Linked DNA regions of Mus musculus: regions 1, 3 and 4 are each linked to region 2. A link is a loop called in an ENCODE intact Hi-C map of the cell type or tissue named here. Cell type or tissue: gastrocnemius. All regions are shown on one strand. Region 1 has its middle 20 kb from the start of Gm35317. Region 2 overlaps Sestd1 (SEC14 and spectrin domains 1). Region 3 has its middle 14 kb from the start of Gm35317. Region 4 overlaps Zfp385b (zinc finger protein 385B).

Evidence for each region. A loop is a pair of places that touch in the nucleus more often than their neighbours do. Peaks named below come from ENCODE experiments on the same cell type or tissue, not always from the same donor. Only the 100,000 strongest peaks of a DNase experiment are listed, where the experiment ranks them.
Region 1: it touches region 2 in a loop (11-fold over the local background); 23 of 42 quality-filtered maps call a loop at or near these places.
Region 3: it touches region 2 in a loop (4-fold over the local background); 3 of 42 quality-filtered maps call a loop at or near these places.
Region 4: a loop joins it to region 2, with 4 times the contacts of the local background. A loop is called at or near these places in 5 of 42 quality-filtered maps.

Annotation. Positions count from the first base shown.
Region 1 is chr2:77,342,808-77,345,307 of GRCm38, reverse strand. No RefSeq gene overlaps it. Among named protein-coding and RNA genes, the nearest start is that of Gm35317, 20 kb to the right of the region's middle. In gastrocnemius, a CTCF peak has its summit at 1,394 (motif pointing left); a DNase peak (open chromatin) is centred at 1,131.
Region 2 is chr2:77,248,572-77,251,071 of GRCm38, reverse strand. All of the region lies in intron 1 of Sestd1 (SEC14 and spectrin domains 1), which reads left to right. Among named protein-coding and RNA genes, the nearest start is that of Sestd1, 31 kb to the left of the region's middle. In gastrocnemius, no CTCF peak of the experiment used is centred here; a DNase peak (open chromatin) is centred at 1,087; H3K27ac peaks cover 345 bases.
Region 3 is chr2:77,308,371-77,310,870 of GRCm38, reverse strand. No RefSeq gene overlaps it. Among named protein-coding and RNA genes, the nearest start is that of Gm35317, 14 kb to the left of the region's middle. In gastrocnemius, a CTCF peak has its summit at 1,337 (motif pointing left); a DNase peak (open chromatin) is centred at 1,351.
Region 4 is chr2:77,708,087-77,710,586 of GRCm38, reverse strand. The region is part of intron 3 of Zfp385b (zinc finger protein 385B); the gene reads left to right. Among named protein-coding and RNA genes, the nearest start is that of Gm35431, 56 kb to the left of the region's middle. In gastrocnemius, a CTCF peak has its summit at 1,124; a DNase peak (open chromatin) is centred at 1,127.

The DNA of each region.
Region 1 (2,500 bases), 94 kb before region 2:
AATACTTTCCACAGCTCGACACACTAGCCAATGCCTGCAATCCTGGCAATCTTTTGGCAATCTTTTGTTAAGTGCTAGCTCATGGCTACCTCAGGGTACATAGCAAGAACTTACCAGGGAGTTTAGGGGAAAGAAAGAATGAGAGTGAGAGGGGAAAGGAAGGAAGGAAGGAAGGAAGGAAGGAAGGAAGGAAGGAGGGAGGGAGGGAGGGAGGGAGGGAGGGAGGGAGGGAGGGAGGGAGGGAGGGAGGGAGGGAGGGAGGGAGGAAGACAAGATGCTGTTCGACAGTTTCTACAGTAACTTTCTAATTCTCAGCTACTGTGCAAAACCTAGAGTCACACTTACCAGCACTCATTGTAAAACTGAGCAGGCACCTGTGGGGCTGTGAAAGGCAGCCTGTTTCGGCTGAATGAGGCTTGCTCCGGAGACCCAGTAGAGACTCAGTAGAAAACTCTACAAAGGACGGAACAGTGAGCCACATTCCCAGAGACGGGTGCCTGATACCACAGAGCCATAATTCTGTAACTATCAGTCATGCTGATAAAGCCCCAATCTCCTTGTGTTCTGGCTCCACTCCCTCAGTTACCTGACCATAGCCAGGTATGCTCCTCCCCACAGTTACCTGGCAACAGCAAGGTAGCCCAGCCCACTATAAAAGGAGCTGCTTGGCCCCCTCCTCACTCTTTTTAAGCTTTCACCTTTCTTACTTTCATCTCTAGCCCTCCCTCTTTCTCTCTCTCCCTTCCCCCATCTCTCCATGGCTGGCCTCTCTCTTTTACCTTTTCTCTTTCTCCCTGCCTTTCTACAGTAAAGCTCTAAAACCATAGACTGTCTCTGCTCATCAAGGCCTGCCATGCTTGAACGATGAAATAGGCTTTCTCCTAAAGAGCCTCGTCTAACCACCGGCTGGAAGGCCTTCCTGCGCTCCAGCCATGGACCGGACCAAGGACTCTCACCCATGTGAGAACCATCTAGTGCCCCCTCTCCCCCTGCCCTCTCCTCCCTTCAGCCCTGGGAATGACCAAGCCACCCCCGGGGTCCCCATTCTGGTCTCAGTTCTTTGGCAGTGTCCAGCGGTGTCCCCACAGCCAGACACCCACCCGGGGCTGTGTGGAAAGCATGTGGCGGTCCTCCCACGTCCACCCGCCCAGAGCACTGGAACTCTGGTGGGTCGCAGGTTTTCTCCCACTCCCTTTATTCCCCCACACCCACTGCCCCGCAGGTACCAACTACCTGAGCTGAGCCTTACATTTCCTTAGCTCTGGAGCTGGAGAGATGGACTCAGCATCCAGAGGATGCAGGTTCAATTCCCAGCAACCACATGGCAGCACACAACGGTCTATGACTCCAGTTCTGATTGTATCTGCCTCCCTCTTCTGGCCTCTGAGGGCATTGCATGCACACGATGCACAGCCGTAAAACATGCAGGCAAAACAACTCACTTACACAAAAGTAAAAGAAAACACATCCCGTAGCTCTAACTTACCTTAGACACAACACCTACTTGCCATGTTAGAACATTTGTAAGATGCTGTACATAAAAGAGAGGATGATGCCTGGCTCAGAGCAGGCTCTCACTGAGTATCAAAGTACGGCTTTTGCTCTTCCTTACACGCATTGAAATGCGCTAAAATTTAATTACTTATTTATGTGTTCTCTTATAAACAGGTTTCACCATGTAGCCCAGGCTGACCCCCCAGACTTGGTTCCCTGTTTCAACCTCCCATACACTGGGGCTACAGTACTACTGTCTGAACCAGCACGCCCAACTGATATTTAATACTTCTATGAACCACTATGTGGTTCTCCAGTTAGATTTTGTTCTTTTTTTTTTTTTAAAGGAAAAAAAACTCACAGCTCATGCCTGTTTTATGCTATGTTGTGTCCGCTGGCATGTGATGGATTCCAAGTTCTGCAAACCAGATTTGCACCACCAGCATAAGAAAGAGGAACGCTCTTTGTTCGATAGGGGGATGGCTTGAGGGAGGCTTGCCTTATCAAAGAACAGTGTTGGGAACCAGGGTTCCTTCTCTCAACTCTGTCCTTAGTCACTCTCCCTTCCATCTCTCCCATGTAAGGTGACTACAGCTGACAACCCTCACACGCATTTCGCATGTCTGTGGGAAAGGCCACTGCCCTGAGATTATTTCCCACACCAGTATCTAGGAGTTCTTGTATTTCATTGGCCCACCCTGGCTTCAAGAGTACCCAACCCGAGACAGTCGCTGGAAGCTGGAATTTCGGAATTGACTTTATTAATCATTTAAAGGGAAGCAGAATTGATCCACTCCCGCTTCAAGCCTTTATACCTTCAATCTCAGTTACATGTCTGACTGTATGAGTGGGGCTAAGCTTACTGGAAGTGGAAATTTTAGATGAAGCTGGGAGCTTGGTAATGAATTTGCCCAGAAATAAACCAGGGCTGCCTGATTTCAGAGTCCACGACATTGAATGTTCACTGGCCACCTTGGCTCGTCCTATTTTGGCAGTAATTGGCTTA
Region 2 (2,500 bases):
CAGTCCAAAAATATCAATGTACGTTATAGATAATATTTCATTTGAACAAAAATACTGTTTCTTATTTGGTACCTAACATATGAGTAACAGGATTAAAGTTAATTTATACTCTCATTGTTTGTTTGTAGCCTGGGACCTTGAAATATAACTCACTGAAGCTCCCTTGAAATGTGTTAGTTAGGAACTTCATTGTCTAGGGAATGGGATTTAGTCTGAGTTCAGCCTAATGGAGTGTGTGTGTGTGCATCATTGTGGATACTAGGAATCCAAATCAGCAAGAACCAAGCCAGCCACCTCTCTCTGGAAGCAGGGTCAGGGGAGAAGAGGTTTGATGATAGCCCAGAGAAATAACGAACTGGTCAGGTCCGCAGTGCATGAAGGTGAAGAGGACTGGGATTCGGGTTTTGATGTGATGAAAGCCAGACATTGTTTTGCCATGGTAATTTAAAGTCTTTCCAGAGGATTGTTGTTCTTTCATTTGAAACTGTCAGTATTGTTTTAAAACTAGGTTACCAATCATACTGGCACCTGCACTAACAAAAAAGTCACATGAAGTTCCCCAGTGTCATCCTGATGCTGAGAGGCACAGTTCTGTGCGTGGGTGTGGCGAGCCAGGCAGGAAGCAGGGAGCAGTGGTCCTGTGCTGGGGTTTGTTTTTATTTCAAAGATTTTCATTTTTTTTCAAAACCAATAGCTGAAGCTATTCCTAACTTGCTTCTAAGGAGAGCTATGTTTCAGTGTTTTCCTGGAGATACAAGGCTACGGAGCCTGTGTTCTGCTTTTGTTCACCACCATTCTGTGTCTACATGATGTAGATTTATTAGAGATGATTTAGTTAGCCTCAGGCCATCCTAATGGGTTTTCTCTGGTTGTTAAAAAAACACTCTTCAAAGAATCTAACTGAATTTTCCAAGCAGACTGGTTGATTTATCCTTATTGAAAGAAGAGTTCCAGTACCCCCACACATACCATCAATTATAATCTCTTTTGAAGTGTAATTTGCCGAGCCTTGATTAAAAGGCTTGTAATTGTCCTGTCCTGCTGCTCAGGGCATGCTCTGCTGCCCTCTAATGGCTGCCCGTTGATGGCACTTATTGACTTCTGGCTACCTACAGAATTTGCCTCCAGGCATCCAGTGGGTTGCTGGGGCTGGAGGCTCCCTCAGTGGAAAGAGAGCTCAGTAGGGTGTGGGCGTGGCTGCCATCAGGCTGGGGCTTTTGAGAGCCTAACAGTGATGTGAGGACTAGGTTGAGTGTTTGGCTGCACTATTTTATATACCTTTGTCCATTAGTCCCTTACCGCTTCTGGTCTCTCTGAATGCAGGGGTATCTAGCACCTGGTCATGTCTCCATCTGGTAGGTTGTTCTATAAGTCTGTTCAGTAGTGGATGAAAAGGTACAGATGTAAAATGCTTTTCTATGCTCTTGGGAAGACACAATATCAACATAACCGCTTGGTTATCCTTCTGCTCTTTCAACTCAGATCTTGGAAAAAGCTGATCAATCTAGAGTAGGCGCGGTCATTAGAAGAACTTAGTGCATTTCTGCTTCTCAGATAGTCACTTCTTGCTTTAGAAGGAAACCAGTGACATTTATATTTTTGTATCAAGAAATGACATTAAGATACAACTTAGTTGCTTAATGACATTGAAAACTAAAGCAGTTCAAATCCAGAATTCTTCCAGAACCATCCCTGTGGTTGAAGCTAACATGCAGCCAGTGGTGGATTCTTCTTAGCCTCAGGAGCCTATAATGCACCTCGTTGACTGCCATGGTTTTCGGTCCCTTTTATATAATAGCTCTTCATTACTTTTCTTTTTATTTAATAAATCATGTTCAGAAGAAGCCTGTTTTAATGACCGCATGTGAACTATGAAAAGCACAGTTACATGTTTCCCAGTTTATTTTGTTTTGTTAAACATGTCCTACTTTACTTGGCAAAATTTTAAGAAGTACATCTTTCTAGCTAGCTTTCACTGTTAGTCTCTTGCTCGCTTTGATTGAGAATATTGCTGATTCATATATTTGGGGTGAGTAACCTTTCTTGTGAAGAATAATGCCTATATTTGTCCGTATGGAGAGAGCAGGAGCTGGGCCTGCCTTATTGGGGGGGGGGGGGGACGGACGGCAGTGTAGAGTGGAGGCTCTCTCCATGTTTCACATTTATTTGTTTTATTTTATTAATGCTCCATGTGTCTCCAGATGTGCATTTCTCATTACTCTTTGTTATTTTCAACATGAAGCCAAAAATAAATAAATAAGCTGTTGGGAAAAAAGTGCTGTGCCACACATTGGAGGCTCCTGAGGGTAAAAAGAATCCACCCTTGTCTGGGTTTAGCAGCTGTCTCTGAGAAAATGGGGAGAAACCAGAAGGCTGCTTCAGGACTCTAGCCTGCCAAGGTGACCTCACCTACAGGATAAGATGTAAGTTCATGTTCGCCCCTTGGAGCACAGGAGAACTCAGTGGTAAACAATTAACTTGGTATTAATTGGCATAAACT
Region 3 (2,500 bases), 60 kb before region 2:
CATAGCCTCCAGTTGAAAGATGGTGCCACCCACCCATCTCAAAAGTTTTAACCCAGAATTGTTCCTATCTAAAAGAAATGCAGGGACAAAAAAATGGAGCAGAAACTGAAGAAAAGGCCATCCAGAGACACCCCCCGCACCACCAAAACCCCTGACCTTGGGATCCATTCCATCCACAGACACCAAACCCTGATTCTATTGCTGATGCCAAGATGTGTTTGCAGACAGGAGCCTAGTATGGCTGTCCCTTAAGAGGCTGTACCAGCACCTGACTAATACAGATGCAGATACTCACAGCCAATCATTAGATTGAGCCCAGAGACCCCAATAGAAGAGTTACTGGAAGAACTGGAGGAACTTAAGGGGATTGCAACTGGTAGGAACAACAGCAGTATCAACTAACTGAACCCATCAGAGCTCCCAGAGACTGAACCATCAACCAAAGAACATAAAAGAGCTAGACCTACACTCTGTCCCCTGCCACATATGTAGCAGATGTGCAGCTTGGTCTTCATGCAGGTTCCCCAACAACTGGAGCAGGGTTGTCCCTGACTTTGTTGCCTGTTTGTGGATCCTATTCCCTTAACTGGGCTGTCTTGTCTGGCCTCAGAGGGAAAGGATGTACCCAGTCCAAAGTGACTCAAAGCTCCAGGGTGAGTTGGTGCCCAGCGGGGACCTCTCACTTCTCAGAGGTGAAGGGGAGGAGAGGGTGAGGGAGGAGCCATGGGGGAACTAGGAGGAGAAGGGGGGGCTGTGATTAGGATGTAAAGTAAATAAATAAATAAATAAATAAATAAATGAAAAAGAAAAGTACAGCTCTTACTGTGTTGATCTCACACCAGAGTATGGACCTACATCCAGAAGTATACATACAGCACAAATTAAAGTCCATGGGTTAATTAAAAGAGAGAGAAAGAAAAACACAAAATTTAGGGGTCGGGTAGGAAATGTGGGAGGAGTTAGGGGAGGAGTCTGGCTGAATATGACCAACTTATATCTTATGAAATTTCCAATGAATTACTACAAAATATTATAAAATAAAAGAGTAATTTCAAAAGTACTATTGCATGTAGTAAGGGGAGACATGCCGGTATCTAAACAAAAGAAAGACAAAGAAAGAAAGTCCAATTTAACAGATAATTTTTGGGTTCTCTACAACTGGGCTCTGACGGATCGGGCAGGACTGGAAGGTTAAATGATGTTGGAACCTTTTGTTCCTTACATCTAGCTAGCACCGAGTTTCTCTGATTCCAGACAGAGCTTAGTCTTCCGTTCAGTGGCTTCACTTCTTCCCATTCCAGAATCCCCGCTGGCCACATCCAGCTCTGCAGCCCCCTGCTGGCCACAACCAGCTCTGCAGCCCCAAACTCCTTGGACACGCCCCCAATTGTGCAAACCCTGGGTTGACCATTCTGCAAACAGGAGGGTGCTTCCTGGATGTGTTGAATGGAGGAGGCAAACACAGCACTGTTGGCTACAATGGTGGATGAGTTTTCATCTTTAAAACCAACTCAGGATGGAGGAAGCAGCTGAGGAAGACAGATGTTCGGATGGTGCTTTGAAGTTCTCAGTCCTGCCGCAGCAGACTCTGCAGCTGGTAAGCAGTTCCAGAAGATGGGTCACTTGTTGGCCTCGGGTTCAGCACTATCAGACACAGCACACATCCTCAGGTGATGGGCTCAGCTTCTACCATTAAGGACAGGGCTGTCACCTACATTAACCCATATGAACTTCTGCACATCAATTCTCTCCTTTCCCATATCTACCTCCTGTATTAGTCTCTCAATTTGACCTCAGGCTCAATGATTTGATTAGCTCAGTATCAAATAGAATGTTCTCTCTCTCTCTCTCTCTCTCTCTCTCTCTCTCTCACACACACACACACACACACACACACACACACACACGACAGCACTTCATGACAGACCTCCGAACTGTGAGGAATGTAAATAGATGAGCTTTCCACTGTTGACATATCATGGTAAAGAGTCACCGAATCCCTGGGCTGGATGTGAGTCTTACAAGGACTGTGCACTTGTGTGCACCACTGTTAGTCTTTTAGTTCTCTTCTGGAGAGGCTACTGTGTGCCACTGCCCCCCACTGTAGCTATCCACAGCTCAGTGTGTATCTGCTTGGTCTTTCCAAAGGGCTACCTGCCCTGTGTCCTTGTACTCTTGGGCTGTCCTATGGTTTCTGATGCTCTTTTGACCCATCCTCTCTTTGAAACAGATGCAATTCTTTTTATCTTAATTTTTCCCTATGTGATATATAGGCAACTTCTAATTGTGATTACACCTCAGAATCCAGCAGAATGCAGTTTATTGATGGGTTTACTCCCAGTAATATGGTCTTGAAGAACAAGAGCAAGTGATTTGTATCAGAAAGGTGTTCGAGTGTGCACAAGCACGTGCAAGAGAGAGACAGACAGAGACAGAGACAGAGACAGAGAGAGACAGAGACAGAGACAGAGACAGAGGCAGAGACAGACTTCACCGTAAC
Region 4 (2,500 bases), 460 kb before region 2:
ATGTAGAAGAATGCAAATAGGTCCATATTTAGCACCCTGCACAAAACTCAAGTCCAAATGGATCAAAAACCTCAATGTAAAACCAGATACACTGAATCTAATAGAACAGAAAATGGGGAATAGTCTTGAACTCCTCTGTACAGGAGACAACTTCCTAAATAGAACACCAGTGCCTCAGGCACTAAGGTCAGGGATCAATAAATGGGACCTCATTAAACCGAAACCCTTCTGCAAGGCTTAGGACACCATAAATTGGACAAATGGCCTCCTACAGATTGGGAAAATATCTTCACTAACCCTACATCTGACAGAGGCTAATAGCCAAAATTTATAAAGTACTGGAGAAGTTAAATACTAACAACCCAAATAACCCAGTTACAAAATGGGGTGCAGAGCTCAACAGCAGGATCGAATGGCCAAGAAGCACCTAATGTTCAATGTCTTTAGTCATCAGAGAAATGCAAATCAAAATGGTTCTGAGATTCTCCTTATATCTGTCAGAATGGCCAAGATCAAAAACTCAAGAGATAGCACAGGCTGGCGAAGGTATGGAGCAAGGGGAACACTCTTCCATTGCTGGGGGGAGTGCAAACTTATACAACCACTTTGGAAATCAATTTGAAAGTTGCTAAAAAAATAAAACTGGGAATAATTCTACCTCAAGGCCCAGCTGTACTACTCCTGGACATATATCTAAAAGATGCTCCACCACCACACAAAGACACTTGCTCTACTGTGTTCATAGCAGCTTTATTCATAATGGCCAGAAATTGAAAACAACCTAGATGTCCTTCAGTTGAAGAATGAATAAAGAATATGTGCTTCATTTACCCCAAGAATTCTTGAATGGTTTTTATTTCAAACTGTTCCCTTATTTTCTTCCTAGTCTACGTTTTAGAAAGTGCTATTGAACAGCTTGTGGGGGCGAGACACTGTATTGGATACTATGACCAGTAAAATATGTGTGGGATGTGGGATGCACAGATCTCTGTTTCTCATCTTGCATCTCATGTAGACTTAAGATGCTAAATTTATCCTCACGTGCATTTTCCCAGACATTAGATGTAAACCTGAGATTTAAACTTCAAGTTTGAAGTTGCAATGACACAGATTGACCACACGATGGTGCCCAAAGTCTATACAAAGTGAGGGAGTTGTCTTATTCCCAAAGGTGGGTGGAACTTCCGTTAATGAGTTTGGAAAAGGAGGTACCACACAAAAGGATGAGTGTTGTGTGTGGATATGCACACAGAGGCAGAAACACGTTTACAGACTTTGTAAGCATTCTTATATGCGCTAGGAAATCTACAGGGGAGTCTTTTGTGTGTTGTTGAGGAAGTGGAAGGAAAGCTAGTTCTCCAGTTTGGGAGAATAAAGATGGCTGCTTAAATGATTTGTTCTCACCTCTCTTATGGAGAAATATTACAGGGAGATTGAAAATGTCTAAGTTTGTGTGCTCGATGCAGACAGGGCTAGTAGAACACACTCACGTGGGACTCCAGGTGAAGCCTTTTACCTTCCTCCCTCCCCATTTCTTCTCTTTTAAAAGAATCCTGACAAGAGTCTCATTATATAGCCCAGGACAGCCTCTAACTTATGATAATCCTCCTGCCTCCAACTCCCTAGTGTAGTCTTTACAGGTATGTTCTATACTGTGTACTGTTGGTTTTCTTTTTCGTTTATTATTATTTTATTTTATGTGTATGAGTGTTTTGCCTATATATATATGTATTTGTACCTTGTGTGTGCCCAGTGCCCATAGAGGCCAGAAGAGGATGCCAGCTCCCCCAGAGCTGGAGTTACAGACAGTTCTGAGCCGCTGTGTGGATGCTGGGAATGGAACCTGGTCCTTTGGAAGAGCAGCCAGTGTTCTTCACTGCTGAGTCGTCTCCAGTCCTGATTAGATTTTCCCAAGATGAAAAGATAACAAATAATTGAAGAAGTTATCAGTTTCATTTTAGTGTGAGGCAGATAGTTAAACTAGTTTTAATGTACTTTCTCCCTAAAAGGACTTTTTTCTTACAATAATGATCATGCAGTTTTGTTATTGAGCAGGGCCTAGGAGTTTTCATGACATGATGGACTAGAGAGGGAAAAGGCCCCCTGCTCTTGGACTTTTGAGAATAGACATGAGCATTTCTTATTCTCTTACCATTTTTTCCTAGATCCTAATGAGAGAACCAGGAACTGTCTCTCACTGATGTGAACTCAGAAGGTGACACACACCATCGGGAATGTTGTATATTTTCTGAGTCTTTGTCTCACCCATACTGGTGACTGTTTAATTTTGAAGTATTTTACAAAATCCTGACTATATTCAAGCAAGGATGCTATTGGTGGCTCGTATCTGTCTACCCAGACATATTTAATTGAGAGTCCTACTGAAGCGATTACTGGGGTTGAGGCTCTTATTAATGAGAGTCCTTTGGAAATAGGATGCAGGCTGAAGTTGTGACCCCAGTTCCCCAGATGCTTCACCTTTGAGAGACCCTTTGCTAGT